Regions from separate parts of the Homo sapiens genome. Here region 2 is linked to region 1. A link is a loop called in an ENCODE intact Hi-C map of the cell type or tissue named here. Cell type or tissue: PC-3. All regions are shown on one strand.

The links. Peaks named below come from ENCODE experiments on the same cell type or tissue, not always from the same donor. Only the 100,000 strongest peaks of a DNase experiment are listed, where the experiment ranks them.
Region 2: a loop joins it to region 1, with 8 times the contacts of the local background. A loop is called at or near these places in 1 of 110 quality-filtered maps.

Annotation. Positions count from the first base shown.
Region 1 is chr12:42,995,066-43,000,065 of GRCh38, forward strand. No RefSeq gene overlaps it. Among named protein-coding and RNA genes, the nearest start is that of LINC02461, 160 kb to the right of the region's middle. In PC-3, no CTCF peak of the experiment used is centred here; no DNase peak of the experiment used is centred here; H3K27ac peaks cover 1,297 bases.
Region 2 is chr12:43,167,100-43,172,099 of GRCh38, forward strand. No RefSeq gene overlaps it. Among named protein-coding and RNA genes, the nearest start is that of LINC02461, 14 kb to the left of the region's middle. In PC-3, no CTCF peak of the experiment used is centred here; no DNase peak of the experiment used is centred here.

The DNA.
Region 1 (5,000 bases):
CACAAGCATTTGGACCAGAGTAGAGGCTATGAGCATGAAATGTGGAAGCAAATGTGAGAGATGCCCCAGAGGGAGGGGCCCTTAGTGCAAGTGTTTGATGCAGAGCTGGAGATGTGAAGTGGAGGTTCGGGAGAGAAATCCGGATCAGAAAAAGATTTGGAAGCCATTTGGACAGAGCTGTGAGTTGAAGCTGTAAAAATTGAACCAGGCACCAAATGAGTGAACAGTAGAATAAACAGAGAAGGAAAGATCCTTTAAGGACACTTGAATTTATGGAGACAAATACAGAGGAAGGACTGGAGAAGAATGCAGAGAAGGGATTTTCAGAAACATAAGAGAATGAAGAGTATGCATTAAGGAAACCATAGGGAAAGGATTTCAAGAAGTCCAATAGGATCTAGTGTGGTGAAGAATGTAAACTGAGGAAAAGGCTCTGTCAACAAAATGTTCACCAGAGACACTTAAGAGAGAGGAGTACATGACAGAGATGGATTGAAGGTGATATTGCATCACTGACAGTGAGAAAAGCTGGCAGCAATACAATCCACTAATTCAGGAAGTTTTGGAGATTAAGAGCAAAGAGATAGAGTAGGGTCTTGATGGGGTGCTGAAAGAATTGGGGAAAAAACTTCAGGATAGGACAGGCTTGTACTGCTTATTTGATGAAGGAGAGGAGAGAGGAGGAAAGAAAGAGGGAAAGCGAGAGAAAAGGAGAGAGGAAGACAGGAAGGGAGGGTGAGGGAACAGGTGGGCATTGAGGGAGAGAGAGAGAGAATATTTGATGCTGTAAGGTAACAGGAAGAATAAATGTCCTTAGATTGTTAAAATTAAAAATATTCTGAAATCTCCTAACATAGTGTGTAAACAATGCAGACGAAAGCTGGAGATTAAAGGGACTTTACTACTTCAATTCGTGTGTGTGTGTGTGTGTGTATGTGTGTGTGTGTGTGTATGTGTGTGTGAAAGAGAGAAAGAGAGAGAAATGGAAAACTGGAGGGAGCACTTGGGAATATCCTGGAATCATTAGACATTTTTATCTTTGGTTCTTTCCAGTAGGGCGTGGAAAAGGGGTTCAGAAAACAGACATCCGATAGTTTATTGTGTATAGAATGTTTACCTGAATTCTGCTTTTTGCTAAGGCCTAAATTATGTTTTTGCAGAAGATCTTTTTTCTTGTTATGTTCTTATCATTAGTTGAGTGGAGTGTCCCTGAGGGCTTCTAGTCGCAAGTTTGGAAACACAGACCTAGACTTTTTTCTTTTTTTTTGAGATGGAGTCTTGCTGTGTCGCCCAGGCTGGAGTGCAGTGGCACGATCTCGGCTCACTGCAGTCTCTGCCTCCGGGGTTCAAGCGATTCTCCTGCCTCAGCCTCCCGAGTAGCTGGGATTACAGGCGCCCACAACCACGCCCAGCTAATTTTTGTATCTTTAGTATAGACGGGGTTTCGCCCTGTTGGCCAGGCTGGTCTCAGAACTCCTGGCCTTAGGTGATCCGCCCACCTTGGCCTCTCAAAGTGCTGGGATTACAGGCATGAGCCACCATGCCCGACCAGACCTAGGCTTTTGATTCCAAAGTACAGAAACTTAATATTTGAAGGTGTGGTCATGATCTGCTTATTCATGTGAATGGCCCAGGTTACAATGGCCCAATCTAGTCATTTTGTACCTTTCAAGGGCTATTTCCGTTTGTTTCTGGGCATGGGTTTAGTCTGCTGCTGAAAATGGAAGGCAGTGCCAAAATTACACGCATATTCATAAACTATAAACAAACACACAATTATACACACACAATCTGACACACCTCCTATAATAATAAACTGAAACCAAAGGCACCACACAAAATACTTTTTTGCTTTGCTGGCAGAGTTTGTGGAAGAGTTTTTGTACTACAGGGCTCAATTTTCAGAGTTTATTACAAGTCCACAATTAACAAGAGTACATACAAAAGAATTATTCTCAGATGTACTATTGCAGTACTGTTTGTAACTCAAATATGCACTATCTGGGGCTTTGTTTGAGGTTGACAATATAGGACTTATAATAGACCTGGTTGAGTTTTCAACATATTCTTGGAAAAGTTCTTTTATTTGCTTTTTAGCATACATGAATCTTTGCAATTTGTTCTCCTGTTTGGACTGTATAAACAACATCAAGATGCTTTTTCTATTCATTCAAACAAACAATGACTTTGTAACTAAGAAGAAAATTAGTAACAGGTGAAAGTTTATTTTTAATGACGTTGATATCATATTACTGTTTAACTTACAGAACAAACTTCCCCATGTCTCTTTAATGTTTCAAAATTATTTACAAATTAAACTTAAACAACCTCTAAACGTGCTCAGAGCATAAAAATGGCAGCCTCTTTATCCTGTATTACTAACAGAATACAAAGGATATTGCTTTGTTCTGATTTTTTTCTTTGCAATTTATTTTTAAAACATCTTGCATTATAAAAATTTACATAAAGCTGTCTTGGAGATGTTTTATTTTGTACTTGTATGTAAATCAAAGTTCTGTGCTTGGAATTATGTTTCTTTTAAAATCCATACTAATATTTGCTTTTATTAGCTGCATTTTTATATTGTGTACTGTATATATTTGTTCCTGTTCTATTTCATTCTTTTAACATGATTTTGTCTTTTGGTGACTCTTCTTTGTAAGTGTTCCCTTTCACTGTTGTAAATCTACAGAGCTTTTTATTTTCTTTTTTTTTTTTTTTGAGATGGGGTCTTGCTCTGTGCAGTGGCACAATCCTGGCTCACTGCAACCTCCGCCTCCTGGGTTCAAGCGATTCTCCTGCCTTAGCTTCCCGAGTAGCTGGGACTACAGGCACCTGTCACGATGCCCAGCTCATTTTTGTATTTTTGGTAGAGATGGGGTTTCACCATGTTGGCCGGGCTGGTCTTGAACTCCTGACTTCAGATGATCCGCCCACCTCAGCCTCCCAAAGTGCTGGGATTACAGGTGTGAGCCACCGCAGCTTCTAATAATCAATGTAAAAAGAATATTTATTAAGTGTTAAATCCTCCCTACCCCTTCGTCTTTCTTTAAAAAGTCATAGTGTCTAGCATCTATTGAACTACATAAGATCTAGTTTTACTTACTATGTCCCTAAATCTGTTACAAATTTGTATTGGAATAGTCAAATTTTGAATGATTTTATTAATGACACCTTTATAAAACATTTAGACCAGAAGGAAATCTATTTCAGTTCAATACAAAGAATGTTTGAACAGTCAAGAGCTCTTTGGAGATGGGAATGGTGGCCTTGAAAGGTAGAAGGGATTGATGGATTGATGTTCCCCTGGGGGAGAAGTGTCCCTCTTAAATAAGATACTGAGGGAAATTGCCCGTGCCTAGTTGTTCTTGTTATGTGGGATGCTAAGAATCTTACAGTCTACGAGAATTGCAGACTTGAGAGTAATTCCACGATGGATCTAACTGAAGCAATGCGGGTTTTGAATACCAAAGTGTGAAAGTTTATTTGTGAATAGGTTTGAGGAAGGGAAAGTAGGTTTTTATAGCCTCGAAAATGACTTTGGTGACAAGTTAGCATTTCATTTTCTTTTGCTCCAATAGATTTTCTGTATCTTTTTGAAGGCTTTTACTTGTAAAAACTTTTTAAAATACATGTGAGTGTCTCCAAACTAAATATTTTTAACAGTCTCGTTTTTTCTCAAGTATAAAAAAAGTTGATTAGAATGTGAATTTGAGAGCATGACTTCTTCATCTAGCCTTTGTCATTCTTGTGTCATATTTTATAAATTCTTGTGAATAGTAAATTCTGCAAATACTGCCCAGATTTAGTTCAATTCCACTTAATAAACAATTTATTAGCTATGAGGTAGGTACAGTAATCATGTTAGCATAAGACCCAGTTTTATAATTAAGGATTTTGCATCCAGAGAGATAAAAAGTAGGTATGAAGAACCAAATGGCTTACTTTTTCTTCCCTTCTATTTCTCCATCAAATTCCCTTTCCTCTTCTCCCTCTCCACTTCCCGCTCCATGCACTGGGGAACTGAATGAGTAAATGCAGACTAGGGTGCCAAGGCTGGTTTGGGAGCAGTTTAGCTTGCAAATATGTTCTGATGCTGGAGGAGTCAGTGGCTTAGAGGAGAACCAGACCCGAGGGAAGCCTGCAAAATTCCTTTAGGCCAGAGAATAGGTTCAATTCATCCATCTACTGCCAGTGCCCAGCAAGTACCCAGCACCAACCCTATTGATTTAAGCCATAAATGGGCAGGACTTATCTCACTATCACTCTCCCACCTACTTTTCAAGAACCTTTCTTTTTCTCCTTTCTTTGGTGTAATCCCCACTATCATGCTTCTCAGGTAGTCTGTATTCTCTGATGGCCTTAAGCTAACCCAAGGCCCTCCCACACCTAAGCTTGATCTCCAAAATGCACTACCTTCTTCTACTCTAAGGAGGTTATTTGGGTTATTTCTGCTCTGCAATGAAGGAGTCCCAGGTTCCTAGGAGGTGTTTGCATTTTAAAGACAAATGCATTGATCAAGTGATTATCTAGCTAGAGTGAGGTGTTGGGTGACGCTAGTGGAGAGCATAGTTCTGGGTTGGGTAATCCTTGCCTGATCTTCTCCCACATTTGCTCTGCCTTACTTTGTCAAAATACTAAAATGTATGGAATCAGTGCTGCAGTTGCAGATCATGGACTGTGACTTTCTCCCACTTTTGCAGAGACACTGCATCTCAAGGGCTCAGAGAAGAAAGAGCTGCTACTTAGTTAGAGAGTGTGTGTTGACAGACTATCTATATCACACATATATGAAATCTAGGCTCCCAAATGTGGGGGCCTCTCAATTTTCTGGCAGCACAGTTCTAAGCACATTATTGGCATTGCTCCAGTTACCTATTGTTGCATAAAAACCACTGAAAATGGCTGGGCGTCGTGGCTCACACCTGTAATCCCAGCATTTTGGGAGGCTGAGGTGGGCAGATCACCTGAGGTGAGGAGTTCAAGACCAGCCTGACCAA
Region 2 (5,000 bases), 170 kb after region 1:
TTTTCAAGACTTTAATCTTTGCAGCACAACTCTGTAATAACAATTAATGGATATTAAACATCACTGTCTCACTGCGATTTCTGCCATCTTGTACAAGATTCCCTTGCTATGCTACGCGATCTTCCACCCTGTATGTTTTTGCATTTCTCCCTTCTTACCTCCACTCTTGCCCACTCCACTTCTCTTGATTTCCATCTATTTCTTCCTCAGATTTTGTTTAGCTTATTTTTTTCTTTTATTTTTGTCTGTTATGAGTCCACACTCAATATCCTACATTGCATCTCTTGTTCATCGACATATTTTCCCAAGTAGAGAGTTAACTCTCTAAATACTGTTTACAGCTGCCAATGTAAACATAAAGGAATATAATCCTTAATAAAAATATAAGTAATGTATAAACAATAAAAATACTACTCAAAATTATTGAGAACTTACTATGTGCTGCGCACTTTTTTATGTGATTTATACAAATGAACCCATTTAATCCTCTTAAAAGTACTTTGATCTAGGTATTATTATTTTATCCATTTTATATATAAGGAAACAGAAGCCCAGAGACATTACATATATTACCCAAAATTACATAGCTGTTAAGTATTAGAGCCAAAGTTCAAACTCTGACATTTTTACTCCAGAGTTTATGCTCTTAATATTATGATACAATGCACCCAAAACATGTGAAAACTGCTCCTATTAAATCTCAGGAACACACGCTACTCATTCTCTCAAAACAAATACTATGGAGAATTATATTCCATGAAAAATGGCTTCATGCCAGTAATAAGAAAACAAAAAGTACAGAGATGGTCCTAAATAGATTGCAATACAATTGGAGAAAGAAATGTGAATCTAATGAATGAAACTTCATTTTATGTCGCTAATATCTTTTGAATTTAAATGGAGATTTCCAGTTCTTTCACAGATAAACAATAGCATAGACATTTTCCTTTCATCTAAATTAATGAGTTTGGCTGTGTTTTTCAACGAATGTTAAAAATAGAAAGTATGACACATTGTATATATATTCTTTTTTTTCCTAATTACCAGTTTGTAAAGGAAAAGTGTTGAATAGGTAACTCAAAGTTTCAGAGAATTGAAATTGATGCTGGAAAGTAATTTTTTACAATTATGATTAACTTTTTCAATGGAGGCTTGTGTGTGTGTGCGTGTGTGTGTCTGTGTGTGTCTGTGTCTACCATCTGCAATCTTCTGCTCCAAAGAGAGGGCACCTACAATTTGTCCAGGATAGTCTACACTCAGTCAATAAATGTTGTAAAATTTATGACAGTCAAATATAGATAAAACAATTCTCTAAGTTCTAATAGTAGCACATGTTTTATACACGTTAACTTGCAATTTGGATAGATAACTTCTTAGAAAAGTATTTTTTAATGACAAACTCATCTATGCAAACCAGAAAAGGTGTTACAAAGCTGAGTTAAGATAGGGAAAAGGTGAAAACAATTATCTACCTTTACAGCATAAAAAATAATCATGATGTAAATTAGATTCTTTAGATAGGGAATAAATTAGCATTCACCCTTAAATAATAGCTTAAAAGCAGACTACCTTCATAACTTCAGAAGTAAGGCAGGATGAACACATCCCTTTGCTTTGTTTGACACATTGGACAGATCGAAGTGTGCAATGATCAGAGAGTTTGATGGTGGTTAGAGCCTAAGTTTGTTTTTCTATCTTCCTTTCTCATACTGTCTTCACGGGAGAGTGTCCATATGTATTGATCTTTCTTCACTAGTGGGCTTTCTTCTTACTGCTCTTCTTTGAGAGTTCTTAATTCTTTCATAAGTTATCACACTCCAACAAAGGAACAACCCAACCAAAGTGTAATAATTCTGCTGTATGTGGGAAAGCATGTTTGCTTTGAAGAATTCTTCCTAGCTTGCCAGAAAGCCTTTCTCACAAAAGAGAAAGTTATTTCTACTAGGTTGAGTTTATGTGTTTTTGTCTTATGTTTCTAGATACTTAATATGAACTTGAGAAACTTTGAGAAGTTTGGAATTTCGTGAATTATGTGTGATTCAGGAAAATAAACAAAATTTATCTAATTCAAACACGAAGACATGATTAACTTTAGAGAACTTGTTGACATTTTCAATGTGCACATCAAGGATTAGAAGATATATAAGGTAGGAAGTAAATGTCAGGAGAGAACAATTGTGGTTTGCTAAACACTGCATAAAGCCTAGGTTTTATGCTGTTTATATATCTTTACTGCTTTTTTTGAGCTCATAAAATCATGAAGTGTCCTGAGCTGAATTAATAGATGTTCTGTGTGGGTGTAAGGAAGTCATTTTAAAAGTATCATCTTGCAAGATGTTTAGTTTTTAATTATCAATGACAAAGAAGAACAGGGACAAGATTACCTCATTTACCACTAGGTAATCTTTCATTTTAACACATTTAAAATGTTTTCATTTGACATCTACAGCCAGACTAAATGGTGGGCATCTATACAGAGGGCTTAGATTCAAAGGTAGAGGCATCTATATTTTCAGGACTGTAACTTAGTACCCACATTTAAACTGATTTTATAATATCGAATATGTATTACACACCTGGTGGTGAACACTGGAGTAATTTAATATAGTGTCTCCCCATTATAAAAACCTATTACTTAGAAAGCTAAATTTCCCATGGAATTCTGTGCAAACATCTTTCTTTAGTGTCACTTTTTGCTTTGCTTTAGAGGATTAAAGACGTTGTAATACATAATCTGATTATGTCAGAATATAGGAGTCTTTTCTCCTCGTTTCAAACTTTGATATAATAGTTTCTTCTTTTAAGCTTTTTAAACTATATGATACTCAATAAAAAAAAATTCACAGCTGAATTTCTCCTTTTATTTTCATTTTTTGAGATGGAGTCTCACTCTTTCACCCAGTTCAGTGGTGTGATCTCAGCAACCTCCACCTTCTGGGTTCCAGAGATTCTCCTGCTTCAACCTCCCAAGTAGCTGGGATCACAGGCACGCTTGCCATGACACCTGGCTAATTTTTGTATTTTTAGTAGAGACAGGGTTTCACCATGTTGGCCAAGCTGCTCTCAAACTCCTGACCTCAAGTGGTCCACCGGCCTTGGTCTCCCAAAATGCTGGGATTACAGGTGTGAGCCACTGTGCCCAGCCCACAGCTGAATTTCTATGCAGCAAAATTTCAATCAATTTTTTACTCTAGTTCTTGTTCACTGTTCCAATTGATAATTGATAATATTTTTAAAAGGTGAAGGTTATGGAAAGGAGAGAATGGAGTAGAAATTAAAACAGGACCCTCCACATTTGAACATTTAAGAGTATTCTAGAAACTTAGGTGGTTATAAATATTTTCATTCTCCTCATTAGGAAATATTTATTTAGATTTTGGATTCAAAAGCTCTTTTTCTTGTTGTGAATTTTACAGATTTTATGTGGCTCACAGTTAAACTTTCTTCAGGAATTTGGAATGTTCTTTAGGATTTCCTACATAATTCGTGGGCTGCTTATTAAATGAAATACTAAGTTGAGAGACCTATTGTGCAGGTTAAACATTTTATAAAAATAGGGTATGAAACTATGGGTTTTGAGGATAAATGATACAATTAAATTCATGGGAATGCTAGGGATACTGCCACCTTGGGAGGAGAATTTACGGCATGTCTTTAAAAGATGTGTAGACTCTGCCTATTATCTAATTTTATTACCAATCAATTAATGTTGACCTGTCTAGTTGTTGTTAATGGTGGTGACGGGGCAGTTAATAAAAGGGTTGGGTGAGAGAAGTGTAGCAGGGATAGAAGTTTAGGTAAGAATAGGTTTGGGCCTGAAAAACTAAGAATGTCTGGTACATACAACTTCAAACACAATAATGCGTTCTATAAATATTCATAATTATTTTACATAAGGCGATCAGCCATAGTTAAATCAGTCTCTCTCTCTTTCTTCCCCTTGTATCTCCATTCTCCACTCTCTTTCCTCTCCCCATCATAAGCAAAAACTTCCTAATGTTTAATGTATATCTTTTTGGTTTGGAGCTCTTAGTTTCTTATATTTTTTTAGCCAAAACTACACATTTTAAAGTATATTGAAGTATAACATACATACAGGAAAGCATGCAAAGTGTACTGAAGAATGGTTGCAAACTGAACACACCTGTGTTACCAGCACCCACATCAAGAAATGTAATGTTTTCGGCACCTCAGCTGCCTCCTAAAGCCCCCTCCCAGGCACTCCCACGAAGGGGATCCAATCACCGTGACTTCAAACACCCAAATTAGTTTTGAACCTTGTATACATGGAACCATATGATATATACTCTTTTGTGAGTGCTAAACATTGTCTCTAAGATTTATCCAGATGATTAGTTTCAGCAGTAGTTTTATCTGATTATTTCTTCATAGTTGTCCACAGTATGGATATACCATACTTTACTTACCCATTTTATTCTTGTTGGATGTTGAAATGTTTCCCAGGTGGCTATTACCAATGCTACCTGTGCATTTAGTTCAGTAAACACATGTAAATATTTCTCCTAGCTATCTACTAGGCGTATAGTTGTTGTTTCATAGTGTATGCACTTGTTCAGCTTTAGGAGATACTGTCAAAGAATTTTTCAAAGTGGTTTGTTGATTTATACTCTCATAAAAGTGTGTCCAGTACCTAGAACTGTCAGCTTTTTAACTTTATCCATTTGTGTCTGTGCAGTAGTATTTTATTGTGGAGTTTTTAATAGCTTTATTAGGGTACATATTTAAAATGTACAATCTGATGAGTTGTGACAAACGTATACACTTGTAAAACCATCAACATAATCAAAGTAACAAACATAGGCATCATCCCTAAAAGTTTCCTCCTGCCATTTTGTAATCGCTGCATCCTCTTCCTCTTTTTCTCCCCTTGCCCCAGGAAAACCACTGATATCTTGTTCTTATGTATATAATTTTCTTTATTTTTACTTTAGCTTCCTTCTAGCTACTTTTAAGAGTTTTCAATTTGTCACTGATTTTAA